Regions from separate parts of the Homo sapiens genome. Here all the other regions are linked to region 1. Evidence: read pairs that join two places in POLR2A ChIA-PET (ENCODE). Cell type or tissue: CD4-positive, alpha-beta T cell. All regions are shown on one strand.

Region 1 (4,000 bases):
GAGACAGAGCTTGCAGTGAGCCGAGATCACACCACTGCACTCCAGCCTGGGCGACAGAGCAAGACTCCATCTCAAAAAAAAAAAAAAAAACTGAGTTTCCGGCCATGACGGGATGAGAGGTCAGACCCACCTGAGTATGCCCCCTTCCTTATTAATCTTTAACCAGAATTATTTCCTAAGGAATAAGCAGAAACCAGCTCTGGAAAACAAGAAACAGACAATCATTAGCCAATCACCTCAGGCCTCAATCAAATGATCTCTTGCTTTTGTGCGTTCGACACAGCTGACAAACATCCCTTTCTGAAAACTGACCACCATCTCTTGACTAATTTGGGTCAATTTACGGAGAACTCTCAGTGAGAGTTTTTTTGTTCTCCATTTCACCTTTAGACATCAGAGAACCTAAAACTCCATCCTTGGATGGTGCTAACACTGCCCATTTTAAATATGTGACCAGTGAAGAGGTGTGAAGCTCAACTGTGTATTTTTACCTTTCATGAATATTCGTGACTCCTCCCATAGCGTGCTGAATATGCATACTTAGCCAGCCGGTTCAGCATGAATTCCTGACTTACTCTTCCCTCCCTCCAAGCACTTGCTCTCGGTGTGAAGGCTGTGCTTCCCAGCCTGCAGGATGGCCGATCTACGGGCTGCAACCCTTTATGAGAAATAAAGCTCTCCTTTCCAAATTGATGAACCTTGTGATTCTCTTCAGTTTGCATCATGTTTTTTTTTTTTTTTAGAAATCGTAGAAAAGTGGAAGTAGGACAGTTCCTTTAACTGATAAAGGGTAATCATAAATGTGTATTTAATGGTAAAATGTTGAAATCCTTTCTTCTGGGATTGGGAGGAAGACGGATGCCACTCTTGGCACTGGTGATCAGCACTGTGCAGAAGCCCATAGCCAGAGAATGGCAAGAAAAGGAATAAAGGGTGCAAGGATTGGAAAAGAAGAAATGAAACAATCAGTAACGTGAGTAGTACGATTGCCTAGGATGAAAATCCAAGAGGGTCGATGGGAAAATTGTTAGAATTTGAAAGTACGTGTAGCAAGTTTCCCAGATAAACATCAAAATTCAGAAATCAGTTATACATCTTCATACTAGCAACAAAGAGAGAATTATTTTAAAATATATCATTTATGATTATACCAAAAATATCAAATGCTTGGGAATAAACTTGATGAAAGATGTGCAAGAGTCTATACAGCAAAACATAAAACAACATTAAGAAATTTTCAAAAGACCTAAATAAATGAAGAGCTATACCATGTCTACGGATGAAAAACTTCAATGTTATAAACATGTCAATTCTCTAGAAGTTCATTCATAAATTCGGTGTGATTCCAGTTAAATTTCCATTATGTGTGTGTGTGTGTCATGTGTGTGTGTGAAACTTGACAAGCTGATTCTAAAATACATGAAAATGGAAGAGCCAGGACATTCAACAAGGTTGGAGGACTTGTTCTAGTGGACATCAATTTATGATATACGCTCAAGAATTAATCCAATGTGATATTGGCTCAAGGATAAAAAAGAAAATCAGCCAATGGAACAGACTAGAACACCCAGAATGATATCACAAAAATATGATAGTTGATTTCCGAGGAAGGTGGTCCCACAAAGTGGTGGGGTCTTTCCAAGGAGTCCTGTGGAAACACTGAGATCAGATATGACCCTTGGCCACTGCCTCCCACAATTCCAGGTACACTGAGAATCTATTTGTAAAAGGCAAAACCCTAGAGCTTTGGGTTACTTTTAGAAAGTAATGTAGAATGTCTTTGAGACTCGGCAAAGACTTCTTAATCTGGATGTAAAAAATTCTAACCATCAAAGAAAATACTGAGAAATAAATATTTCTCATAAATACTACATTGAAATGAAAAGTTGTATGTATCGAAAGAGACTATGAAGACAGCAAAATGGGCAAAACTAAATAGTAGTGTTTAGAGATGGTGCTGAGAGGGTAGGGTAATAAGGGAAGTGGGAGGGGATGACCGTTCCCAGCTGAGCAGCTGGAGGGGGATGAGGAGCTCGACAGGCAGGGGGCACCAGAGAGCAGGAGAGCTCTCGAGGCTGGCCACATGCAATTTCCTGAACTGAGTGGTGTTTATATGAAGGTTTGGTTTATAACAATTAACTAAGCCATAACTCATATGTTTTCTGAGCTTTTCTGAATAGGTAGCATATTTCACAACAGAAAGAAGTAAAAATACCTACATAAATATTTAATTATTTTAGAAATCCACTTGGACAGTTTAAGTGGATTGGTTTTTTGAAATGGATGGTAATGATATGTGAGCTGTGTATTTTTTTATTCATTATTTTTTGTGAGGAGACAGGGTTTCACTCTGTCACCCAGGCTGGAGGGCAATGGCATGATCTCGGCTCACCGCAGCCTCCACCTCCTAGGTTCAAGTGAGTCTCCTGCCTCAGCCTCCTGAGTAGCTGGGACTACAGGCATGCACCACCCCACACCCAGCTAATTTTTCTGCTTTTAGTAGAGACAAGGTTTTGCCATCTTGGCCAGGCTGGTCTCAAACTCCTGGCCTCAAGTGATCCGCCCGCCTCAGCTTCCCAAGGTGCAGGGATTATAGGCGTGAGCCACTGCACCTGGCCTGTGAGCTGTATTTTTTTTTTAAAAAGAAAAGGCTCTGCAGGAGCTCATGGAGGAGAATGTGCTGTTTCTTCAGGCCACCCTATTACACTCGGGAAAGGTGCTCATGCAGCAACTCAGATTCAGCACCTGCATTTAAAAGCCTCTTGCCTCATTTATGTCTGTCTGCCTGGTCTCTGCAACGACTTTGCTGAAATAAGCATCAGCTCATAAAGTCAAACATGCCTATTCATGACTGCTCCACCCTGCGCCGTGCAGACCGCGATGAGACACCCATGTGTCCTGGAGATACAGCTCAGCAAGACACAGTGACAGGGAAAGTCATCTGACGAGGGGAGTTCTTTTCCTTCATGTCTAATTCTTCCAGTCAGGTGGCAAAATAGTCAGTGAAGAGGAACAACACAAAATGAAAAATTCCATTCTGCACAGTGGAAAAATTCAGTGTTTTCAAGGACACTATGACCAAGCAGGCCAAAGGGTGCTGAGCAGAAGCAGAAGAGCCCGTGGGAGCTGGGAATAGCCAGGTTGGTGAACCAGTGGACACCCACGTCTCTGCATGGAGACCAGCCTTCTAGGAACTGGTCCAGTTGTTTACTGTTTGGGGCAGTCAGATGTCCCTGAAAGTAGCTCTAAAGCTGGGAATAAAGGTCCCAGAGCAAACTACTCAGTGAAGAACCCCCTGAAAAATTAACACAGAGAACAGCCTTGCTCAGCCCCTATGTGCAAAATGACTTGGTGAGCTTCAAGAGCAAGGGATTGCAAGGACTTGGCTGATGGTTCCATGATACTTTCATCATCTCCAAAAGCCCAGTGGCACACACAACCACAAGGCTCAAAGAACAAAGCCAACGTTTACTTGGCTCTGAGTTCAAATTATTTTCCAAGCATTGGGTAGAGGATGGAAAATAAATATTTAATTTTCCTTTATATTTTAAGGGAAATAAGCATTCATGAAAGTTACTAGAACCTGAGATAACAATGCATTACGGGCCAGGCACGGTGGTTCATTCCTGTAATCCCAGCACTTTAGGAGGCCAAGGCAAGTGGATCACCTGAGATCAAGAGTTTGAGACCAGCCTGACCAACATGGTGAAATCCCGTATCTACTAAAAATACAAAAAATTAGTTGGGCATGGTGGCAGGTGCCTGTAATCCCAGCTACTCAGGAGACTGAGGCAAGAGAATCACTTGAACCTGGGAGGCAGAGGTTGCAGTGAGCCGAGATTGTGCCATTGCACTCCAGCCTGAGCAACAAGAACAAAACTCCATCTCAAAAAAAAAAAAAATGCATTACATAGGGAAATCATTGTTTAGATTTCCCTTGCTATAGAAGAAACTGACATCATAGTTCCTTTTAAAGTGTAACCCTGAAAAAGACTGGCAT
Region 2 (4,000 bases), 66 kb after region 1:
ACCTCTGCCTCCCAAGTTCAAGTGATTCTCCTGCCTCAGCCTCCCAAGTAGCTGGGATTACAGGCATGCGCCACCATGCCCGGCTAATTTTGTATTTTTAGTAGAGATGGGGTTTCTCCATGTTGGTCAGGCTGGTCTTGAACTCCCGACCTCAGGTGATCCTCCCGTCTTGGCCTCCCAAAGTGCTAGGATTACAGGTGTGAGCCACCGTGCCCAGCCCGGTTAATGTTTTAAAGATTTTAAGGCACATGTACCCTTTGGCCATTGGAGTCTGAATGAGCTAGACATTTATTTAAAGAATCATGAATGTTAAGAAGCATTTATTGAAAAGGGTGTTTCTCAGTGTTTATAAATAGAAAATCCAGATATAACCTGGGCAGCTACTGACAGTGAAATAGTTAGGCAGGATGTGCCATAGTAACATTGGTCACTCTTTGAAAATCTAGTGTAAAATATGCCTAATGAGATGAGAAGTCAGCATAATACATCATGTGTTAAGAACAGTTTGTGAACCAACATGCATGGCAAGGACTTACAATTGCCTAGAAAGCACTAGACCATGTCCAAAATGCGAGTCAGATGTTTAGTTGATGACGTGCCTTCTGTTTTCTCCTTGGTGCTTGTCTACATTTCTCTGATTTTCTGCAACAATACTTGTTATGGAAATCACAAAGGAGAAATACAAAGGAAAAGGTTGAAAAATGTAGCTCTGGAACACACACACACACACACACACAACATACTACACACATATGCCTCCACCACCCACCCAGTACACACACACCAAACAACACACACATACACATCACACCACACACCCCATACCACACACTACACACATACCCCCCACACCACAAACACCCAGTATACACACATTACACACACACCACACAATACATCCACACACCACACACCCACCACACAATACATCCACACACCACACCACACATTCCCCATACCACACACTTCACACATACCTGCCACACCACACACACATAACACACAACACATCCATACACCACATCACATACCACACACACAGCCACCACACTACATACACACACCACACCACACACACACTACATATATACTGCATACATACACCGCACATCACACCACGGAACACCCCATACTACACACATACCCCACCATGTATACACACACCATACACGTACCTCCCCACCCCACACACCCAGTCCATACACACCACACACACTACACAAACCCACCACGTGGTACATACACATACCATGCCACACACACACACAAAACACACACAACACACACTGTACACATACACACCACACACACCACACATCAAACCCCACACATAACACCACACAGTCATATGCTGCACGTGCCGCAGCACACACAGCACACACATACCCCGTATGCATCGGAGTCTTGAGAGCTTTGCACACTTTTCCTAGACTGGTCATGCGTGCCTTGTTCCCAGAGCAGGTGGGTGTTTTGCAGCTTGTTCTGCTCCTAAAGGGCATGCAGGCAGTGAAGCTGGCCGGCCCCTCGCTTGCCTCTCCCAGATGCAGCCCAGCTGCAGGTGGGCCTGCAGGGCGGGGTGGCCGCGGCGTCCTCTTTAAGGCTCCAGTTCCTGGGGGAGCCCGGAAGCCCTTCTGTGCCTGCCAGCTTGTGCGCAGCCTCAGTGGGGCCCGCCCTCTTCCTTAGTGGGGTTGTCCCTCAGTGGTTGTTGGGGGACTGTAGGATTATTAAATGAGATGACTCCTGTAATATCCCTTCTTGCCCACGTTTGAACTGAGATGCATGTGGAATTCAGTGTTATGTTTGAAACCAAGCCTCAGGAAGGTTTCAGTGCATGGACCATATTGCTAAAACATTTTTTATTACAATACAAAAGCTTCTTGACCATCAGGCAGCCTGGCTGTGTGGGTGTCTCATGCCTGGCTGGCTTCAGACGCTGACAGTGACCCACATGCATTTTATATTGTGAGGCAGCACACGCACACACACACAGCACACAGATGCACACATGCCAGTAAGTTTTGCTCATAACAGCCGCCCTTAACTATCTGTGACACCCCCTGATATTTTTATTTGATTATATTTGTTGAAAAACTGTGTTTGCAACCCCCAGATTGAGAACTACTGACCCCCATGTGACATCTGGCCCTATGTGTAACTGCATGGAAATGTAAAAATTTTAGCGTGACGTCAATGTGTGTACACTATGTATTATTATCTTATTTCTCACGTTGGCTGACTTTGACCATGTACTCCTCTACCGCTTGATTTTCCTCTCAGTGAGGCTAATCCCCACATTTCTGGGGCTGGACATGCCTTAGAGCCTTCAGCACAGTGCCTACCCCAGGGGCTGGTGTTGGACCGCAAGCCTGAGAACAACAGGGCAGGAAAACTGGGTCAAAGCAGAGCTCTTGAGCAGGTGGAATTGGATATCTAGCTTGTCTTTGAATGCTGAGGGCAGTGGCTTGGGTTTCAAATGTGGAATCCTGGGAAGCCGCCTGGCTCCCTTGGTCTTGCCTGTAAGCAGCGGCTGCGTCCTGGATGTTCTGTGGGGCTGAGGTCTCTCTGTGCAGGGATCTGCCATCCTCATGTTCCAGTTCCTTCCACAAGAGCACGGTTGGAGCAGGGCTTGGTTTTTGCCAGCTTGGCGAAACCAGAGAGGTGGTGAGAAGGCGATTTTTAAAATAGACACCAGTCGCTGCAGGACCTGGAATCAAGCCTTCGGGGAGATACAGACTCCATTTATTTACAAGTAACCGCTCTGTGACTCCAGCCAGTGGGCACAGGTTTTATTTCAACTGGAAGAGAGTGTCATTTAATAATTAGCACATTTAGGGCTGCAGAAGGGATAGATGGCTTAGCACAGATGTCTCGCGGTGGAAATGAAGGAGCCCTGAGAATGCAGACATGCTCTCTCCCCTTTCTCTTTTCTCAGCGAGGAGACCATGCTCAGGCCACAGTGGCATTCTCTAAATAAGTGATGGTGTCATCTGGAGACTTCCACTGAGACATTTTGTGTCAGGACTACTCTGAAGCCTTTTCAAGCACTTACATTGTAGTTGCTACAGACGGAAAAACACTTTGCCAAGCACAGCCTTATTCATGAATTGTGTCAGGCCGGGAGTCCGTTCCTGCTGGTGTCACCCTCCCCAAACTGCTGGGCTGGGGGCCCTCTCCTTGCTGCTGGAGGAGGCAGAGTGTGCCTCCTGCTGCACAGGAGACATTTGCTACAGTGCAGTTATCCTGAGCTTTGCGGGGCCTTCTGCTGCTGGGGCTGAGAATGGCTGGGAGGCTTCCCTGAGGATCAGAGCTGTTGCTGATGCCTGTGTAAACCGTAACGAGTGTGGCCCGTGCTGTTCTTTGCGTTGTGACTCTTCCAAGTGCCTGTCTGATCAGAGCTGACATGAAGAGCAGATTCCATGGTCTGAGACTCTGGCCTCGTGGTCGTCAGAGTGATCCAGGTGTGGCCTGCTTGGTGGCCTTGCTGGTGCACATTCTCTGTGGACGTGTCCCAGGAGGGCAGTAGGATACAGCCAGCCAGTGGATGGTGGACATTGCAAGTGCTCTGACCGCTGTGAGCTGGTTGGTCCTCAACTGGCTTTGCTGCCTTCTTCTTAGAGCAGCTGGGTCGGCTCCATGGCCCACTACTTTGCAGTGGATCCCCTCACCCGTCTGGGCGGTGACCCCTCTCCCTGCCTCCTTTCCCCTCTTGGAGTCAAGGGAAGGTCATCGACAGGAAGCAGCAGCAGCGAAACCCTCTCACCAGGTTTGCTGTTTTCATCTTTCCATCTCCTCCTTCCTTCTGCAGTGAGATATTTGCAGAATTTACTGTGAAGCACACCTAGCCTCAGTGTGCGGCCCTTGAATCTTCACAAATGGAGCCAGCCCTGCGATGCCTGGGAAGAGGAGCAGAGCACAGGGCCCTGGGGCCCCCTGCTCACCACTCCCCAGCTGATCACAGCGCAGGTTAATCTTGGCTGGCTTGAGTCTGTGTGCCTTGGGT
Region 3 (4,000 bases), 59 kb after region 1:
GATCCCCATGAGCTGCTGTTGACTCTCGGTGTGTGCTGTGCCTCCTCTTGGCCCCGGGGCCCACAGATGCATGGGGCTGTCCCATCGCTGGTGGACTGTGAGCATTTTCCTCATCACCTTAGTGAGTGCTGGCATTGTCTCCAGGCCGGGCAGGGATGGCCTGCATTTTGCCTGCAACACTGACTCTCAGTTCCACATGGACTGAACGCTGGAGGAATGGGAGTGTGCTTCTCTGAGAGTGGTCCCCGCACCAGCGGCATTGCACCCCTGGGAAATGCAGAGTCTCCCTGGCATCTGGAACTGTGGGGTGGGACCAGCCATCTGTTTGTTGTTGTTGTTGTTGTTGTTGTTGTTTTTGAGACAGAGTCTTGCTCTGTCGCCAGGCTGGCATGCAGTGGTGTGATCTCAGCTCACTGCAACCTCTGCCTCGTGGGTTCAAGCCATTCACCTGCGTCAGCCTCCTGAGTAGCTGGGACTACAGGCACACGCCACCATGCCCGGCTAATTTTTTGTATTTTAGTAGAGACAGCGTTTCACCATGTTGGCCAGGATGGTCTCGATCTCCTGAGCTCAGGTGATCCACCCTCCTCGGCCTCCCAAAGTGCTGGGATTACAGGTGTGAGCCACGGTGCCCAGACTCAGCCATCTGTTTTAACAGGCTCCCCAGAGGCTTTTGAACTGCTGCCCTAAGACAGGCCCACACTTGGGAGTGGGTGGGACAGGCCCATGGGGAGAAAGTAGCGGTCCCCAGGTTGGATGCACCTTAGACTTGGGGTGCTTTCCACGTGGAGTCCCACTAGAGGCAATGCTGTCCTACTCAGTTTTATTGACATGAATTATGACAAAATGTATTCACTTCAAACACAGCTAACTGAGTTTTGACACATGTAGATAGCCATGTGACTGACACCATAATCAGGATATAGACCAGGATTTGGTAAGCTTGGGCCTGCAGGTCAAGTGTGCTGGGCCAATTTATTTCGAATCATCTGTGGCTGCTTTTATGCTATTGCAGCAGAGGTGAGCAGTTGCCACAGAGACCATATGGCCCTGAGAATCCCCCTAAATTTCCCTGTTGCCCCTTTTCACTCAACCCCCTCTTCCCAGCAATTACTGATCTGCATAGATTAGATTATTATAGATTGGATTTATTTCTTCAATACTTTCAAAGTGGGAGCATATATTTGACAGTTGCTCCTAGACCTGTGATGGGATTACATCCTAATCATAAACCCATCATTAAGTTGAAGATATCCTAAGTCAAAAATGTGTTTGATACACCTGACCCGCCCAAAAGCATACCTTAGGCTAGCCCACCTTCAGCGTGCACAGAACACTTATATTAGCCTACCGTTGGGCAGAGTCATCTAACACAAAGCCTTTTTTATAATAAAGTGTTGAATATAATTTATTGAATGCCACACTGACAGTGAAAAGCAGAATGGTTGTGTGGATACTCGCAGTACCGTTTCTACTGGATTCGAATGGCTTTCACACCATTGTAAAGCCAAAAAATCATAAATGAAACCATTGTAAATGGGGGACCATCTGCATACTCTTTTGTCTAGCTCCTTTCACTCTGCATAATGTTTTTTAGATTCTTACATGTTGCTGTGCATACCGGCACTTGATGTCTTTTTATTGCTGAATAGTTGGTGGAAGTTTGAATTGTTTCCTCTTCTGGGTTTATTGTGAATCAAAGTGCTGGGAGCTACAACTCAACCACAAAAACTGCCAGTTAAAACATGGGTAAATGTGTCAATAAAGGTGATTTACAAACGGCCAATAAACATGCGAGAAGGTGCTTAACATCATTAGTTGTTAGGGAAATGTGAATCAAAGCCACAGTGAGATACCATCTCGCACCCTACTAGCTTTAATTAAAAAAAAAAAAAGGAGGGTGGAGGGAAATAACAAGCGTAGGTGAGGTTATGGAGAAATTAGAACCCTCATACACTCCGGATAGAAATGTAAAATGGTGTAGCTGTTTTGGAAAAAAGTTTGGAGATTCCTCAAAAAGTTAAATACAGAATTACCATATGACCTAGCACTCCCACTCCTACGTATATACCTAAAAGAATTGAAAGCAGGGACTCACACAAAAACTTATACACGGCTGTTCACAGTGGCACTATTCCAGTAGCCAAAGGACGGAAACCCAGATGTCCAGCAGTGGATGAATGGGTAAGCTAAATGTGGTATATTCATACATGGCCTATGATTCAGCCATAAAAAGGAGTGAAGCGCTGATACATGCTACAATGTGAATTCACCTCAAAAACATTATTCTAAGTGAAGGTAGCCAGGCACAGATTAATAGCTGCATATTGTATTATTTCATTGATATGAAATGTTCAGAATGGGCAGATCTTTCCAGACAGAAAACACGTTAGTGGTTGCCAGGAGCTGGGGAGGTGGGGGAATGGGAAGTGAACACTTAATATGCATTGGGGTTCCTTTTGAGGTCCTGGAACTAGATAGGGGTGATGGTTACATAACATTGCGAATGTACTAAATGCCACTGGATTATACGCTTTAAAATGGTAAATTTTATCTTACGAGTATTTTACCACAATAAAAGATGATATAAGACATGCTGTGAGCATTCGTGGGCAAATCTTAGCGTGGACATATGTTTTTATTTCTCCTGCGTAACTACCTACAAGTGGAATTACAGGGTTTCATGGTAAGTAGATGTTTAACTTGATTAAAAATCTGGCAAACTGCTTTGCAAAGCAGTTGTATCATTTTACGTTCCCACTGCTAACGCATGAGAGTTGCAGTTGGTTTACGTCTGTGCCAACACTTGCTGTTGTCAGTCTTATTAATTTTAGCTATTCTAGTGGAAATGTGGTAGTGCTGTATCTGTGCAGTTTTAGTTGAGCGTCTTTTCATGTGCTTATTAGCTATTTGTGTATATTCTTTTGTGAAGTGTCTGTTCAGATCTTTTGATCACTTTTTAATTGGGTTGTCTTCTTATATGTGAGTTGTAGGTGTTCTTTACATATTCTTGACTCAAACCTTTTGTCAGATACTTGTATTGCAAATATTTTCTCTCAGTCTATGGCTTGCCTTTTTATCCGTTATATCTTTCAATGGGCAGACTTTTTGGTTTTAAGTTGTTTTAATGGTTTGTGCTTTTTGTACCCTATTTAAGAAATCTTTGTCTAATCCATAGTGATAAAGATTATCTGTGTTTTCTTCTGAAAATGTGGTAATTTTAGCTTTTATGTTTAGATCTGAGATCCATTTTGGTTGGGCGTGGTGGCTCACGCCTGTAATCCCAACAGTTCGGGAGGCTGAGGTGAGTGGAACACCTGAGGTCAGGAGTTTGAGACCAGCCTGGCCAATATGGTGAAACCCTGTCTCTACTAAAAGTACAAAAATTAGCCGGATGTGATGGTGCACGTATGTAATCCCAGCTTCTTGGGAGCCTGAGGCAGGAGAATCACTTGAACCTGGGAGGCGGAGGTTGCAATGAGCTGAGATCGCACCATTGCACTCCAGCCACTCCAGCCTGTGTGACAGAGTGAGACTCTGTTCTCAAAAAAAAAAAAAAAAAAAAAAAAAAAAGATCTGTGATCCATTTCGAGTTAATTTTTAATGGAAAGAGCTAAGGATTGAGGTTCATTGTTTTACATGTAGACTTCCGATTGTTCTCACACCATTTGTTTTAAAGTAAACAACAACAGCAAGCCTCTTCTTTCTCCAGTGAATTATGTTGATACCATGTTTGTAAAGTAATTGACCATATCTGTGTGCCTTTGTTTCTGGATTCTGTTCTGTTCCATTATGGCTTATTCCTCATAGGTCCCAGTATCACACTGTCTCTGTAGTAACTCCTGAAGTCAGGTAGCATGACAATTTTGCTTCATTTTCAAAATTGTAGTGTCGGTTCTAGATCCTTTGCATTTTCTTATATACTTAAGATCAGTTTGTCAGTTTCTACAGCAAGCCTGCTTGGATTTTGGCCAGAATTGTATTAACTCCTTAGATCAAT
Region 4 (4,000 bases), 100 kb after region 1:
AACATTAAATGGTTGCAGCATTTCATGTTTGGCGCACTCCACCACACCCATCCAAGCCTTCTTCTCATCTTCACATGCTCTTGAAGTAAATGGCATGGCATCAAAACGCCTTTTCATGTCACTGAAGAAGGCATGTCAAGTTTTCATTTTCAGTCCATACTGTTTGGAGGGGTCTCATTTGTACATAGTGGTTCTCTCTCCTGCATCCTTGGTCTTGCCCTTTCCTGAGCTGATGAGAACATCCACAGCATATACTTCATGTACCTCAAATTCAGCTTTTTCATGGTCCTTCTTCTGCTTGTCTGTGGGAATCTGGGTAATGGTTTTTTCTCCATCGATGACATGCTGCTTCAGCTGGTGTGACAGCATACCTTCTATTGGCATGCAGTTAAATAAGTGGGCAACTTTGTTCCAGGCTTCTGTCACTTGTGTGTTCTGATTTCCAGGTGTGACCAGGCATGGGGCAGCTTCAGCACAACGGTGAGCTGCCTTAATAACATCTGCTTTCCTCCCTGTTACTTGGGTCCCCTGAGCTACATCAGTCAGAAAAGTACGAGCTACATTAGTGATGAAGCCATTCACATGGACCCCAAGGTCAATTTTTACCAAGTCACCTTCCTTGAGAATATAATCCTGGTCTCTCTTCAAAGGGGAGAAGTGACATACACAGTTATTTACCAAAATGCTGGTGGGAAAAGCAATACGTTTCTTCATCTCTTTTTCTTTCTTGAAGATTTTCCCTGTTTCTTGCATAATCACGGCATCACCTTTCTCACACAGGCTCAGTACTGACACACCTGAGCTAGATGCGTCCACCAAGGACCGAAGTACCCCATTGGCAATGTCACCCCCCCATCTTATAGTTGGTCACGACCAGGTCCTCGGCGATAGTTTGCTCCTGCTGCTCGTCTTTGCCTGACATCTTCCTGCCACCACCACTGCAGCCTCGTTTCCCCTGAGCCGCCCCTCTGCCTCCCTTCCCAGCCACAGGCTGTGGTCAGAGCTCCCTCGATCCTCGAGGAGAGGGCCAGCGAAAGCCGCGAACTTAGTCTTTTAGCGTGACTTCTAAGAGCATCTGAAATTATACCTGTGGCTCGCCTGGTAGGTGTAGGATCTAAACTGCTCTTTGGTGCCCTTGGATTTGACTTCCTCTCCTGCTCAGGCCCCGCCTCTGTAGTTGGGAGCTAGTGACTTGTAACAACCGTATCAGGCTTTGAGAGTGTTTTTAGCCAGCTTTAAGTGCTATTATTTTGCATTTTTGCAGACAATTACAAAATAGCCTGCTGGGCCTTAGCAAATAGCCAGGTTTCACCACTGAGATTGTACATCTGCCGGGCTCCCGGGCCTGTGCTTTCAGTGAGCATACCCCTCCCCAAAAGGCCCCGTGCTATCCGGGCTTGTGTCTCCCTTGTTTTCTGTGGGTAAGACTTACACAGTGTATTTGCCACTGATTTTCCATGTCCCAGCTGTACCCTGAATGCATCAATGGGCGTGCTCAGCCTGCAGGTCAGTGATGGTTTGTGATGAGCCCCATCCTGCCTTCCCGTGGGAGGAGGGTCCCCACGTAACCCTTTCAGGCCCTGACCTTCACTTGCTTTGGCCACCCCTGGGGTCCCACTGAGGGGCTGCTATCTATGCAGCTGCAGGACACACGCTGGAGTCCTGGGAAAAGCCCCTCAGGCACTTCCACATCTGGCCGGGCTATTTATATCCCTCAAAATGGCCCATTTTTCTTTGCAGAGAGTGAACATGTGGGCAATGCTGTCATGCCCGCCAGTGAAGCCCGTGAAACAAGCCCTTTCATTGAATAGCTTTCTGGGTGCGTCTGACACATTCTCATCTATGTGCAGAGGCCTCGTGGTTTTACGCCTTCTCTGCTGCCGTTGTGTGGATCGCTGTTCCTCAGAGTGTAGGCGGGCTGTGGCCCCCACGGCAGCCTGTTCCTGGTGCTGGGGCAGCCCGGCTGGTCTGGGTAGGCATACCTTGCCTCCCTGTCTCTATCCCACATCGCCCAGGGGAGGGTGGGTCCTCCATGGCCTGTCATGCACAGTTCACTGAGCTCCTGCCCTGGGTCCCTTATGCCTGGGCAGTGGGGCATCAGCAGAGGAAATAGTATTTACTGTTGGGGTAGACAGACCCCAAAGGAGATCAATAGGTCAGGTATGACTGGAGTTACAAGGGGGAGAAATAAAGCGGAAAAAGATGCCAGGGGCAATGGCTTACTCTTGTAAATCCCAGCACTTTGATAGGCCGAGATGGGAGGATCACTTGAGGCCAGGAGTTTGAGACCAGCCTGGGCAACATAGTGAGACCCTCATCTCTATAAAAATATAGAAAATCAGCCAGGCATGGTGAAATGCACCTGTAGTCCCAGCTGCTCAGGAGGCTGAGGTGGGAGTGTGACTTAAGGCCAGGTATTCAAGGCTGCAGTGAGCTTGTACCCCAGCGTGGGTGACAGAGCAAGACCCTATGCAAATAAATACATAAAAATAAAATACAAATAAATAAATACATAAAGCAGAGAAGGAGATGAGACGGGTTCTACAAGGGGAGCTGGGCTGATTGATGGAGCCAAGGCTGGCGCCATGCCTGTGCCTGGGGAGGAGCACCGTATGCATGGGGAACAAAGGAGCAAAGGCCCTGAGACAGATAGGAGCAAGTCTTGGGTGTCCAGGGAGCACTGAAGTGGTGGTGGGGGGCAGTGGGCTGAGGCAGAGTCAGGAAGGGTAGGGGTAGGAGAGGAGGTGGTGGGTGGGGGAGTTTGAGGGGTTGGGGAAGACCCCTGGCTTCTGGGGAAAATGGGCCATTGTGGGGGTGTCGGGCACCCGGTTAGGCTGTGAGGTGGTCTGGGAGAGCGGTGCTGGTGTGGGCACGGTGCAGCAATGTCGATGAGGAGTGGCTCCCTTCAGCGCTTATTTGAAGGTGGACCCAGAGGACTTGCTGCCAGCTTGGATCTGGGGTGGGTCATGGTGGGGGTCGGGGAGCACAGAACACCCTGGATTTTGGCCTGAGCCATTGGAAAGACTTAGGCTCCAAGTGGGCTTCCACCTGGGCTGTCTCGGAGGCATCTCAGCTTTGGGGAGGTGAGGAGCGTGGTTTGGGGACACAGGAAGCTTGAGGTGCTTATTAGTGGGGAGGAGGCTGTGGGGTACCTAAGCCTGGAGTTGAGGAAACATCTGAGGACTAGCCCAAGGGTTAGTCCTGACTGGAGCCGGGGATATGGAGGTCTCCCAGGGCAGGCCCCCTCAGAATGCCCTTGCTCCTTTGCTGTCAGGTAGAGACATGTCTGAACCTGCTCCTGTTCCATGCTGGCCTGCAAGGGTCACAAGGAGAGACAAACTTTTGGGTGCCTCCATCGAGATTGGAAGGACCGATAGGCAGCGGGCGAGGGAGGGTCGGGGTTCGGACTGGCTGCTGGGCTGCGGTGGGAGAGATGGTCTGGGCCTGGGAGATGAGATGGACAGATCCACAAGGATAGGACACATGGCAGGATTTGGAAGGGAAGGCATCTGGAGAATTGAGGGTCTCCTCTTATCTCCTGCAGTCTTTGGGGGCAGCACCTATCCCACAGGGGCACGCCCAGCTGAGACTTCGAGTCCTCCGAGCTGGACACAGTGTGGGCAGGGAGCCCGCCTGAGGCCTGGGTGCAGCGTGGTGTGGGGAGTGGAAGGCACGTCCTGAGGGGAGTCACTGTCCTCCCCCGCCAGTGTGCCTGGCACATAACCCCCCTTTCATGCCTCAGTCTCCTCCTGCTGCTGCCTTGTTTTAGAAGGTGTGGCCACCAGGGTCCAGGATGGCCCACACCCCTGCTGAGGGGAAGTGGGAAGCGGCTGATCCTTTGTGCAGGGAGCCTCGGAGCCCTGGAGAAGTCCTGGGAGGCAGCCTCCCCTCTCTGCCCTCCTTGGTGGCCCGAGAGAGGCCCCGTGGTGCTTATCATGGAGACGGGATGGTGTTTCTTGTTTTCTTTAGCCCATGTTGGGCTGGGTGGGGTCATGGCCTT
Region 5 (4,000 bases), 140 kb after region 1:
TTTCATTTCTTTCACCACATTTTACTTTTAAGCTTGCTTCCATTTTCCAGGTTGTGTTTCTTTGTGACTTCTTCCAGGCCCTGGCTCAACTCTGGTCTGAAATTCAAATCAGTCAGCTCTGGTGGTGTGTGACAGGGTTGGTGGTAAACACAGCCACTGTTAAAAATTAAATATGTGGACTTAAAATGAAACAAATTATATTTAAAAAGGTAAAATACTCAGAACTCATTCCTTTCTAGTATCGTGTGCATTCTACTGTTATCTGTGTGGTTGCAGTTACTCGCCTCTTGTATCTGAGATGGCAGTGCCATGTGCTGGGTGCTGCTGTGCACCTCTCCCCAGTTCAGCGGCATCATTCTGGGAGCTCGAAAGCAGCATTTACACCACAGAAATCAGCGTGTGCTGCAAGCTGGGCACCCCCCACCTTACCCCACCGCCCACCCCCACTGCCCACCCCGTGGAGAGCCAGTTGTTACAGCTTGCCAGCACACCGTTGGTTACTGCTCACCTATTAATAGATTCCAAAGTCACCTCCCTCCTCCATTTTTATCCTTAAAGTTCATATCCTTTTAGAGTCATTTCATTGGGTTTCCAGAGAGAGTTGAAATAAATCTCTGTGTTCTCCCATCTCCTGGCTCTGGACTCTTAGCCTGGCCTGACCCCAGCATGCTTATTGGGATACGCAGAGGACTGATTGCAGTTGGGGGATCTAGATAGGAATTAGATCCCATGTAAACCATATCTCTCCAACAGTGATCCAGCATCTTTGGTATTTGACCCGAAATGAACTGGGCCTTGTGGGTCTTGCGTCTCTGCTCCTAGCCCTCCGGTGTGGGCACTTACTTCCTTAATGTGTCCAGGCCATGAACCCTCACAGAGGCTGCTTTTGTGACTGGCAAGGAACTCCTAGGCCTGTTCCTTGTTGTTACTGATTTTAATAGACTTTATTTTTTAGATCAACTTTAGGTTCATAGAAAAATTGAGAAGGTGGTACAGAGATTTCCCATATGCTCCTTCCCCACACATGCACAGCCCCCTCATTTTCAGAATCCCCCCACAGAGTGGTGCCTTTGCTACAGTCGGTGAACCCACATAGGTACCTTATCACCCGACATCTGTATCTGGACATTAGGATTGCCAGTTGGTGTTGTACATTCTGTAGGCTCGGACAAATGCATACTGACATGTGTCCACCGTGGTAGTATCCCTGCCAGCCTAGTTTCCCTGCCCTAAAAACCCTCTCTCTCCCCAGCCCCTGGGAACCACTGATCTTTTTACTGTCTTCATGGTTTTGCCTTTCCCAGAATGTCCTATAGTTGGGATCATGCAGTATGTACTTCTACAGATTGGCTTCTTTCTCTTTAATGATAAGCTTTTAAAGTTCCTCTGTGTCTTTTCATGGCCTAATGGCTTATTTATTTTTAATGCTGAGTAACGTTCCCCTGTCTGGATGTAGCGGTTTGTATACCCACTCGCCTGCCCCTGGGCTGTCTCCACGGCTGGCTTCCTGTGTGGTTGGCACGCCTTACCTCTGCAGGCTCCGCATCCGTCTTCAGAGCGCCTTCTCCCATCCCATGGCAGCTCATTGCTGTTTCTTTTGTGTGTATGGACCTTTGCCCAGCTGGGGGACATGCCACGAGAGAGGTTGTTTCTGCTTTATCCTTGCTGTGCACAGCTTGGCACTGGCTGGGACCTGGGTCTGGGTGTGGCTTGGAGGAGCCAATGTCAGTTCATTGGGTTTCACTGGGCTGGGACTGCAGCACATGGACCAGGCCACTGGTGTCCTTGCTGCATGCATGACAAGAACCCTTTCCAAGGCCCTGCCTGCCGCAGGCCTGCCTCCTCCTCCTCCTCTAGTGGCGCGGGAGCCAGTGTGAAGTCTCTCACAATGCGAGTGTGCAGTCCTCTTCTGCTTTAAGGGATGGGGCAGCCTGGCCACGTTGTCACTTCTGGCTCTCACTGGCTGTATGATGTTTGTCACATGGAACGGGAGAAAGGACGCATCCTTAAAATGCCAGGGGATCATTGCTCCAAAAGGAGGGGTAGCTGGTTTTTAATGGGAGCTTTTCTCTTGAGGGACTGTGGATAGCTTGTCACCACTGTTACCATCCTTTCTTATGTCTGTCATTGCATGCAATGAGGACTGAGAAGAGCAAGGGCAGCAGGACCCTGGAGGGGCATGGGATGTTTGTGGGTGCCAGGCCCTGGGCTGGTTGCTTCCACGCAGCCCCACTCCAGGGCGTGGGTTCTGTGGGGCCAGGACTTGTTTGTTCCAGGCTTAGCAGGAGCTCCATTCGTATTTGTCAGAGCAATAAACATTATTATTATCAGATGCTAATTGATTAGTTATATAGTAATATGATTTAGCAGATAATTCTCACAACTTTGTAGGCCAAGTAGGTCAACTTCTGTTTTGCAAACAAAAAGTGACACCATTATGGCAAGGAGCTGCAAATGTGCCTGGAATTCAGAAGATCTGAACCTATAATTTATTGAGTCTTCTTCATTGGGAGCCTATGTAGAAACCATTACTGGTTTGGGAGCTCAAAGTGGAGCAGCTTTTGGGAGCCACTCCTAATTACCAATCAGTTATACAGAGGAAAAGCCTCTCAGATGAATGAGACTGTGCAGTGGGATTTAGACCGGCAACTTCAGAACAGACACATCTGGAAATGTTCTAAGTGGTGTTGACAGGCAGGAGAGACAGCCGTTACACAGCCATGCAGAGGGGCCGAGCCCTGTGTGTTCAGGTGTAGCCAGGACAGTGCAGTGGAGGGAGTGTGGATGAGGAGCAGTTGGATGGAGGTAGAGTAGGGTTGTCCATGGCCTTGCTGGCCATGATGAAAATGTGGGCCTTATTCTGAGTGATGAGAAGGTGTTGAAACATTTCACATGGGGAAAGGATATGATCTGGATTTATGATAAGAGCATGACTTTGGCCACTGCTACTTTGTGGCAGTGGACTGGAGGGAGGTTGTGTCAGTTTGGAATGGTATTTGTTGGTAACAAAAATCTGCAAGCAAGTAATTTAAAGATTTTAATAATTTTATTAGCAAGTCTGCATAGACTCATAGCCTAGGGTCTCATAGGCTCTTGTGGGTTTCACTTGGCCATTCTTAGAATGAGACTTTTATCTTCATGTTGACAGCATGGCTGCCAGAGCTCCAGCCATCACATTCTAGTTCCAGGCAGCAGCAGGAAGAGAAGGACTGAGGGAATTGCTAGCTGAATCAGCCTCCTTTAAAGAGCTTTCCTGGAATTGCCATCTAATAAATTCCACATACAGTTTTTTTGGCCAGAACTCTCACCAGAGAAGCTGGGAGATATAGTGAGCTGGGCACACTGCCAACCCAAGTAACCTCGGAATTTTGTTAGCGAGGGTGCAGGAACATGGATGCTGGGGCAGGAAGCCAGTGATCTCTACCATGGAAGCAAGAGGCCAGGATGAGAGGTGAGCATTGCTCAGATGAGTGATGGTGGTGGAGATGGACAGGAGGAGACAAGCCCCAGATGTGTTTGAGGCTGAGCAGCAGCACCATCTATGGATTGGGGGTGGGGGTGGGGTTAGAGGTAGATGGGGTCGGCCCCTGACTGCTGGTGCTTTTTTTTAGGTGGGGACATGGACTGTAGGAATTGGCTGGAAGCAGAGTGAGGTTCTGTTTCGGCTGTGTCTGGCTGGGTGTGGAAGGCGGCATGTGGAGGTGGTAGGGAGGAGTGGGGTTCTAGAGTCTGGAGCTCAGGGGTGTGGTTGTTCCATGACCCTCACAGGACTCCTGGATAGAAGGGGGAGCAAGGGACTCAGGGATCCCAGGTTGCTGTTTTGAGTGAACTGTTTACAGAAGTGTAATGTGAAAGTGCCCAATCACTGGGTGCCCAGCTCAGGACATTCTCATAGAGTGAACCCAGGGGTGCAGCTGGCCCCAGATCAAGGTGCTAGACGCCCTTGGGCCAGTCCTGTGGCGGGTTACGCTGTGGGGCCCAGCAAAGGTACACCAGGACA
Region 6 (4,000 bases), 77 kb after region 1:
AGAGTGCTGCTGTGGGCATGGTACCCGTCTTCTCTCTGTCCTACTTCTCTGGGGGATGCCTGGGGAGGACCTGAGAAAGGGAACTCAAATTTCTGTCACTGATTGACCAGCCTGGAGTCTCTGTAGCCCTCTGACTGTCTGCCTTCACTTCTTTCTTCTTTTTGTTTTTTTGTTTGTTTTGTTTTGTTTTGTTTTTTGAGATGGAGTGCATTGCCCAGGCTGGAGTGCAGTGGTGCAGTCTCAGCTCACTGCAACCTCTGCTTCCAAGGTTCAAGCGATTCTCCTGCCTCAGCCTCCCAAGTAGCTGGGATTACAGTCATGTGCCACCATGCCCGGCTAATTTTTGTATTTTTAGTAGAGACGGTTTCACCATGTTGGGCAGGCTGGTTTCGAACTCCTGACCTCAGGTGATCCACCTGCCTCGGCCTCCCAAAGTACTGGGATTACAGGCATGAGGCACCATGCCCGGCCGTTGTTTTTGAGACAGGGTCTCATTCTGTCACCCAGGCTGATTCCCTGCAACCTTGAACTTCAGTCCTCCCATGTCAGCCTCCTGAGTAGCTGGGACCACAGGTGTGCACCACCATGCCTGGCTAGTTTTTAAATTTTTAGTCTACTAAAACCTCATCTAGACCTCTAGATGAGGTCTTGCTGTGTTGCCTAGGATGGTCTCAAACTCTGAGACTCAAGGAGTCGTCCTGCCTCGGCCTCCTAAAGTGCTGGGATTACAGGCGTCAGACCCTGTGCCCAGCCTTTGCTCCTTTTTAAGGTTTGGGTCAGCTCCGAATGGAGCACTGCTTGCTCAGGCCTAGGATGTTTTGTTGTTGTTGTTGTTATAGCACAACTTACATATTTCAAAATGTAGTATCATTTACAATATCTTAGGAAAAGTGGCAGATATCTTACAGTATCTTAAGATAAGTTGAATGAGCGCTTCCTTTCCAATACTTTATTTGTTGAGACAGGGTCTTGCTCTGTTGCCTAGGCGGGAGTGCAGTGTTGGCTTACTGCAACTTCAACCTCCTGGGCTCAAGTGATCCTCCCACCTCAGCCTCCTGAGTAGCTGGGACCACAGGCGTGTGCCACCATGCCTGGCTAATTTTTTTACATTTTTTATAGAGATGGGGTCTCACTATGTTGCCCAGGCTGGTCTCAAACCCCTGGGCTCAAGCACTCCTCTCACCTCAGCCTCCCAAAATGCTGGGATTACAGATGTGAGCCACCATGCCTGGCCCTCTCCAGTACTTTGAGGTCTACAAGATGTATCTAGAAAATTTACTACTGTGGGAAATGAAGACTACTTAAGTTGAATGGGGGAAAAGGGGAAGGGCCTGGGGTTTTTCCTTTTGATTAACTTGTAACATTGGCCTTCGCGCAGCTGAGGAAGTTTCATATATTCCATAGACATCATTAAGCACCGACATCATTAGGCCCAAAGCTCTTGCAGGACATCTTTGAATGCTATATGAATTCTGCCGTTTTGCTAGCGGTGATTTGGCTCTTGGGTCCACCATGTCGTTAGGACTGTTAACTCCACTCAAATTAATTTTTGTCACAAATCTTACAAAAGGGGGGTGCTTCTCAGTGTTTAGGTCCACATTCTATTTTAAGGCTGTATATTTGGCTTTCATAAATTGTTCTTGGATGCCCAGTGATCATTCCTGTCCATCTTGTAAGTGTCTTGTCTCCATCATCTTCTCAATCCCAGCTAACTTTGCCATCTCCTCCTCCTTTCTGGCCTTCATCGAGTTCTTACGACAGTCAGAAATTGCGAAGGACTTTTACTCCCCAGCCCTTGGTGGCTGCCATCTTGTGTTCTTTACCCTCCACCAGTGACTTCACCCTTGGGATGTGTTTTACTTACTTTTCAGTTGCCTCTTGTGGGAAGCAAAGAGCATGACTCTTTTAAAGTCAGAAGGATTGTGCAAATTGACCCAGGACCTCTGTTTCACATTTAATCACAGAATTAGAAGCCCCTATTCCTGTGTGCACCTAAGCGGGCATGCACCCGAGCTGGCATGCACCTCAGCCTGTATGCATCTGAGTCAGCATGCACCCTAGCTGGCGTGCACCTCAGCCTATATGCACCTGAGTTGGTGTGCACCTGAGCTGGCATGCACCTCAGCCTGTATGCACCTGAGCCAGTGTGCACCCTGTCTGGCTTGCACCTCAACCTATATGCACCTGAGTTGGCATGCACCTGAGCTGGCATGCACCTCAGCCTGTATGCACCTGAGCCAGTGTGCACCCTGTCTGGCTTGCACCTCAACCTATATGCACCTGAGTTGGCATGCACCTGAGCTGGCATGCACCTCAGCCTGTATGCACCTGAGCCAGCGTGCACCCTATCTGGCATGCACCTCAGCCTATATGCATCTGAGTTGGTGTGCACCTGAGCTGGCATGCACCTCAGCCTGTATGCACCTGAGCTGGCGTGCACCTGAGCTGGCATGCATCTGAGCCGGCATGCACCTGAGCCAGTGTGTATGATAAAGATTGTGAACATCTGACATGAAGCACAGCAAGCTGTTGACAGTGATGTTATCTGGAGAGTGTGGTGGGGAGAGACTTTAGCTTTTTGCTTTTTGAACTTCTTTTATTGTTTTATTTTTATACAAATACAATTTTCTAAATCTATTCTTGTGGAAGAACATGAGTTTTTACAATTGTGGTAAAATAAACATAAAATTGATCATTTTAACCATGTTTAAGGGTATAGTTTAGTGGCATTAAGTACATCCATATTGTTGGGCAGCCATCACCACCCTCCATCTCCTGAGGTTTTTCATCATCCCAAATGGAAACTCTGTACCCATTAAATAACTCCCCAGCCCTGATTCCCCTTTCTGTCGCTGTGACTGACTACTCTAGGGACCTCCTATAAGTGGAATCACGCAGTGTTTCTCCTTTTGTGTCTGGCTAAAAATAAAGGTATTTTAAAAGACATTTCAATCAAATTGGTGCAGTCATTTTATTTTGTTTTTCCTTTTCCTTTACTTTTAAAATTAATACACAGTAAGAATGATTATCTCAGTGTGCATTTCTGTGAGTTTTAAGACATGTGCAGATGGTGTAACCACGACCACAGTTAGAATACAGAGAAATTCTATCCTCCAAGAAAACTTCCCATACCATCCCTTTATATTCAGCTCCCTCCCAATCACTTATAACTGCTGAGCTACTCTTTGTTCCTATAGTTTACCTTTTCAAGAATGTCATATAATGGAACCACGCAGTACATAGCCTTTTGAGATTGACTTCTTTCACTCACCACTGTGCCGTTGAGGCTCATTCCAGCTGTTGCAGGTATCAATAGTTTGGTTTTTTTTTTGTCCCTCGGTAAGTCCATTGTGTGTTTGAACAGAACTGCTGTAAACATTTGTGTATGAGCTTTTCTATGAACATGCGGTTTCATTTCCTTTTGATAAATGTCCAGAAGTGGGATTGCTGGGTCATATGGTCCGTGTGTGTTTATTCTTATAAGAAACTGCCCAAGTCTTTTCTAGTGTGGCGGTACCATATTACAGTCTCACCAGCCACATCACTGTGTACCCTTACCAGCACCTGGTATTGTTAAGTTTTTTCTTAAGCCATTCTAATGTATATATAATGTGCTCATTGTGGTTTTAATTGCATTTCCTAGTGGCTAATGATGTAAAACATCTTTTCATGTGCTAATTTGCCATCTGTGTATCCTCTTTGGTGAAGTATCTGTTGAAGTCTTGCTCATATTTTAATTGAGTTGTTTATTTTCTTGATATTGAGTTTTGAGACTTCTTTATATATTCTAAATACAAGTTCTTTGTCAGATATGTGATTTGCAAATATTTTCTCTCAATCTTTAGCTTGCCTTTTAATTCTTTTAACAGCATCTTTCACAGAGCCAAACATTTTAATTTTGATGCAGTTCACTTTATCAATTTCCCAAATGTTGATAGAATCCATAGAAATATGACCACTTTTATGTTGTTGATCTTGGACCCTCTTGACTTTGCTTAAC
Region 7 (4,000 bases), 92 kb after region 1:
GAGGCTCTGGGTCTGCAGGGGGATTCTCATCTCTCCAGGAGGATAAGACCCTCAGGAATGTTAATAAGACTCCCCCCCAACACCCTTGTAGGCTGTTTCTCACATTGACATGCTCTTGCCTTATCAGTATCTCACTCCCTGAAATGACTTTCTCCAGTTGTTTCTTTGCGTCCTCAGGAGAGCCAGGGACTTTTGATGCAGCTTGGCACACAAAAGAAGCAAAAAGCATTCACTGACGGAATGAATGAGCCACATCCAAACCCTGACTCCCTTAAGCTGCCCCAGGGACTAGAGGCTGTTCACTGGAACTACAGCAACATCACCTGAGGGCCCATTAGAAATGCATGTTCTTGGACCCCCCCAGAGCACTACCGGACTGGGGCTCCAACTGGGGCCCAGAGATCTGGCATTCAGATCCTTGCCAGGGGTTCTGCTGCAGGCCGCAGTATGAGAACCACTGACCACAGGCACATGGGGTCTCTAGGAGGCTGCGATGGCTCAGAACCTGCCTCTGAGCTGCTGAGGAGGAAGGAGGTGATTCTTTCCCCAGCGTGTGAGTGGGTGGGAATGCTGGGCTGCAGCTCCCTTGGGGAGAGGATAAGGACCATGCACAGTGTGTGTATGAGTATGCATATGTGTGTAGGCACATGTGTGTAGGTAGATGTGTATATGAGTACATGTGGGTGTGTGCAGTATATCTGTATATGAGTGTGCGTATAGGTACATATGTTTGTGCATGTGTTTGTGTGTATGTGTATCCATGTGGGCATATGTATCCGTGTGTGTATGAGTGTGTGTTTAGGTGTATAAGTGTGTATGTGAATATGGCATGCATGTTTGTATGTGCATATATGTATATGTGTGTGTGTGCATGAGTGTGTATGGATGTGCGTGTTTGGATGTATATATGTGCATGTGTATGTATGTGTGTCTCTGTAGGTTTGTGTGTGATTTTGTATGTGAATATACATGTGTGCTTACATGGGTATGTGGGTGTGGTGTACCTGTGTGCATAGGTGTATACGTGTGTGCATGTAAGTGTGGGTGGGTGTGTGTCTGCTTGGATGGGTGTGTGCATGTATGCATGCATGTGATGCATGTTTGTGGCATGTGTGTGGCATGTGTGTGGCAGGCAGTCTTTTAGGTGGGCCCAGGAAGGGAACTGTGTGACCAGCCATGGGTTGGCCTTCCGTAGGATGTATGCACCATGTGGAATTTGTAGTTTCCACTAAAGAAAAGGGGCGGTGCTATGTGGGCAACTGTGGTATGTATCGGTTGCAGTGTGCAGGGTAAAAACAGCCCTAATACGGAAGCTCAGAAATGCAGGGACCAAGTTGCCTTCGGATCCCCAGGCCACTCCACAGCACGAAAAACCTGTTACTACTCTCTGGACTGTCCTCCCAAAAGCCTGTGTTTCCTGCGCAGCCACTCACATGCATACGTAAGGCCACCGTGGAGTGGTGGGCTTGCCCTGGCTCCCCTCCACAGCCTGCCTTTTTATTCTGTCTTGGGCAGTTCCCTTTCCACACAAGGTCACCTCCTCAGGGTTTGTTTTTTGTTGTTTGTTGTTTGTTTGTTTGAGACCCAGTCTCGCTCTATCGACCAGGCTGGAGTGCAGTGGCACGATCTTGGCTCACTGCAACCTCCGGCTCCTGGGTTCTAGTGATTCTCCTGTCTCAGCCTCCCAAGTAGCTGGGACTACAGGCGTGTACCACCATGCCTGGCTAATTTTTTGTATTTTTAGTAGAGATGGGGTTTCACCGTGTTAGCTAGGATGGTCTCGATCTCCTAACTAGTGATCCACCCACCTTCGGCCTCCCAAAGGGCTGGGATTACAGGCATGAGCCACCGTGCCTGGCCTGTTTTTTGTTTATTTGCTTTTTTGAGACAGGGCCTCACTCTGATGCACAGGCTGGAGTGCAGTGGCACAGTCATAGCTCACTGCTTGACAACCTGGGCTCAAGCAATCCTCCCACCTCAGCTTCTCGAGTAGCCGGGACTACAGGCATGTGTCACCATGCCTGGCTAACTTTGTTTTGTAGAGATGGGGTCTCACTGTGTTGTCCAGGCTGGTCTTGAACTTCTGGGCCCAAGCGATCCTCCCATGTCGGCCTCCCAAAGTGCTGGGATTACAGGCGTGAACCACTGTGCCCAGCTGACCTCCTTGTTCTTTGTGATGGGTGCATACACTTCAGTGTTTGGATAGACCATTTATTTGATTCTGGTCAGCCACTGATGGACTTGGAAGGTTTCCATGGCTTTGCTACGATGCAGGAAGCACCCTCATGGTGTAGCTTTGTGTCCAATTGGAATGTGATTCAGCAGCATCCCGAGCGTCACAGTCAGGTGCACTGGGTCTGCTCCCCACCTGTCAGGCGCTGGTTTCCCCACCCCATCACAGGCTCTGGTTGCTCCACCCCATCACAGGCTCTGGTTGCTCAGCTTTGTAGGTTACTGCTCATCAGAAAGATGAAAGCGACCATCCTGCTTCAGTTTGTTTCTTTCATCGTTAATGACATCGAACAGCTTTTCCCTTCAGTTGCCATTTGCGGCTCTGTGCCTTGTGGGAGGGGACTTTGCGATGCTCACTCCCTGCTCCAGGAGGCCAGTGAGGAAGGAAGGAGCCCTTTGCATTTTCTCAGAGTGTTGATTCATGTTTCTCCTTAATGCAGGGGCATTAGTAAGCCTTCCGCTACTTCTGACATTATTTAAAAAAATCCCTCCCAGCTGGACGCGGTGGCTCATGCCTGTAATCCCAGCACTTAGGGCCAAGGCGGGCAGATCACTTTAGGTCAGGAGTTCAAGACCAGCCTGGTTAACATGGTGAAACCCCGTCTCTACTAAAAAAGATACAAAAATCAGCCGGGTGTGGTGGCATGTGCCTTTAAGCTCAGCTACTCAGGAGGCTGAGGCAGCGGCAGCAGAATTGCTTGAACCTGGGAGGTGGAGGTTACAGTGAGCTGAGATCGTGCCGCTGCGCTCCAGCCTGGAGACAGACTGTCTCAAAAAGAAAAACTCTCCCAAATTCTGGTTCCTGTTTGGATTCTTCTTTTCTTCTCTCTCTCTTCCTTGCCCTCCTTCTCCTCCCCTTCTTCTCCTGATTTTGGTTTTTGAGTATGTAATTAATTTTAAAACTTAAAAAGTGTTGGAATATTGAATGCTAGCACTGACATTGTCTTCATATGTGATTTTAAATTAGGGACTGTTTTGGAGCTTTGTACTACAGTGTCCTTCTTGACTACACCTTCATTGTGGGTCACAGGGTTTCTGGGTTAGGCCTTGGCCCACCCTGGCTGCCTCCTGCACTAGAGCTCACGCCTAGTGATTGTGTGCTGAGCCAAGGAGAGGCTCTCTGCTAAGTTGGTGCCTGGCCAGGAGCAGAGGGGAGGAGAGAGATGGGTAGGGTGAAGGAAGGTGCAGATGATGCCTCCCTCCCAGTTCTTGATAATCCTTGTCTGTTAGCTGTGATGCCTCCTCTGGTCTCACGTGGCCAGGTAAGCTGTATCCTGTAACTGACAGTTCTCTAGGACGATGCTCTTGCAGTCCCTGGGGGACATTTTTCGCACAGGGTTGGGGTATGGAATTGTGTGTATGTATATTGTAAGGGAATCTGGTAGTTTATCCTGCTAAAATGTGCCCTTTTCTAACTCTGTTTCAGACTCTGCTAACACCAGATAGTGGAAAGAAACCATGTGCTGAAATGTTTGACGACACTGATGGTTTGGTAAGTGTCGGCGTCTCGGCGTCTGCCTGAGAGCCATGGTTCCTTTTGGAACTGGCTTTTCAGAAGGTCTTGTCCCGGTGTTCCATTCCTCAGTCAGCAGCGATGCCCATTCACTGTGTGACCTGCCAGGCAGGTGTCTGGAAAGTGAGGGAGGAAGGCCTGTCTCTGAAAGCTCAGGTGGTTCTGCCTGGAGTGGTAAGGGTCGGTTTAGGGGATGTGGATATAGAGGAAGTCAGAGTGGGTGGGGCAGGGGAGGCAATGAGCGAGGCAATGCTG

What was found. ChIA-PET counts read pairs that join two places held together with the same protein. Peaks named below come from ENCODE experiments on the same cell type or tissue, not always from the same donor. Only the 100,000 strongest peaks of a DNase experiment are listed, where the experiment ranks them.
Region 2: POLR2A ChIA-PET joins it to region 1 with 24 read pairs; 12 of 35 experiments call an interaction of 5 or more read pairs at or near these places.
Region 3: POLR2A ChIA-PET joins it to region 1 with 14 read pairs; 11 of 35 experiments call an interaction of 5 or more read pairs at or near these places.
Region 4: POLR2A ChIA-PET joins it to region 1 with 16 read pairs; 11 of 35 experiments call an interaction of 5 or more read pairs at or near these places.
Region 5: POLR2A ChIA-PET joins it to region 1 with 11 read pairs; 9 of 35 experiments call an interaction of 5 or more read pairs at or near these places.
Region 6: POLR2A ChIA-PET joins it to region 1 with 13 read pairs; 9 of 35 experiments call an interaction of 5 or more read pairs at or near these places.
Region 7: POLR2A ChIA-PET joins it to region 1 with 24 read pairs; 11 of 35 experiments call an interaction of 5 or more read pairs at or near these places.

The regions. Positions count from the first base shown.
Region 1 is chr9:89,547,271-89,551,270 of GRCh38, reverse strand. No RefSeq gene overlaps it. Among named protein-coding and RNA genes, the nearest start is that of SEMA4D, 51 kb to the right of the region's middle. RefSeq lists an enhancer at 1,179-1,348. In CD4-positive, alpha-beta T cell, CTCF peaks have their summits at 1,817 and 2,029; a DNase peak (open chromatin) is centred at 2,030.
Region 2 is chr9:89,481,726-89,485,725 of GRCh38, reverse strand. The region is part of intron 1 of SEMA4D (semaphorin 4D); the gene reads left to right. Among named protein-coding and RNA genes, the nearest start is that of SEMA4D, 14 kb to the left of the region's middle. RefSeq lists silencers at 363-452, 463-542 and an enhancer at 3,613-4,000. In CD4-positive, alpha-beta T cell, no CTCF peak of the experiment used is centred here; DNase peaks (open chromatin) are centred at 1,645 and 3,147; H3K4me3 peaks cover 2,845 bases; H3K27ac peaks cover 3,275 bases.
Region 3 is chr9:89,487,926-89,491,925 of GRCh38, reverse strand. The region is part of intron 1 of SEMA4D (semaphorin 4D); the gene reads left to right. Among named protein-coding and RNA genes, the nearest start is that of SEMA4D, 8.2 kb to the left of the region's middle. In CD4-positive, alpha-beta T cell, no CTCF peak of the experiment used is centred here; DNase peaks (open chromatin) are centred at 13, 738 and 1,805; H3K4me3 peaks cover 708 bases; H3K27ac peaks cover 2,586 bases.
Region 4 is chr9:89,446,480-89,450,479 of GRCh38, reverse strand. All of the region lies in intron 2 of SEMA4D (semaphorin 4D), which reads left to right. It also overlaps the pseudogene PA2G4P6. Among named protein-coding and RNA genes, the nearest start is that of SEMA4D, 50 kb to the left of the region's middle. RefSeq lists enhancers at 502-1,350, 3,057-3,667. In CD4-positive, alpha-beta T cell, no CTCF peak of the experiment used is centred here; a DNase peak (open chromatin) is centred at 1,849; H3K27ac peaks cover 3,421 bases.
Region 5 is chr9:89,406,520-89,410,519 of GRCh38, reverse strand. The region is part of intron 2 of SEMA4D (semaphorin 4D); the gene reads left to right. Among named protein-coding and RNA genes, the nearest start is that of SEMA4D, 90 kb to the left of the region's middle. RefSeq lists enhancers at 3,828-3,927, 3,938-3,987, 3,476-4,000. In CD4-positive, alpha-beta T cell, no CTCF peak of the experiment used is centred here; a DNase peak (open chromatin) is centred at 1,509; H3K4me3 peaks cover 888 bases; H3K27ac peaks cover 1,492 bases.
Region 6 is chr9:89,470,046-89,474,045 of GRCh38, reverse strand. The region is part of intron 1 of SEMA4D (semaphorin 4D); the gene reads left to right. It also overlaps the pseudogene LOC124902324. Among named protein-coding and RNA genes, the nearest start is that of SEMA4D, 26 kb to the left of the region's middle. RefSeq lists enhancers at 2,251-2,752, 3,324-3,413. In CD4-positive, alpha-beta T cell, no CTCF peak of the experiment used is centred here; a DNase peak (open chromatin) is centred at 2,455; H3K4me3 peaks cover 698 bases; H3K27ac peaks cover 2,405 bases.
Region 7 is chr9:89,455,612-89,459,611 of GRCh38, reverse strand. SEMA4D (semaphorin 4D) reads left to right here. Exons shown (of 16, transcript NM_001371194.2): 2 at 3,659-3,724. Among named protein-coding and RNA genes, the nearest start is that of SEMA4D, 41 kb to the left of the region's middle. In CD4-positive, alpha-beta T cell, no CTCF peak of the experiment used is centred here; a DNase peak (open chromatin) is centred at 2,461; H3K4me3 peaks cover 1,034 bases; H3K27ac peaks cover 2,901 bases.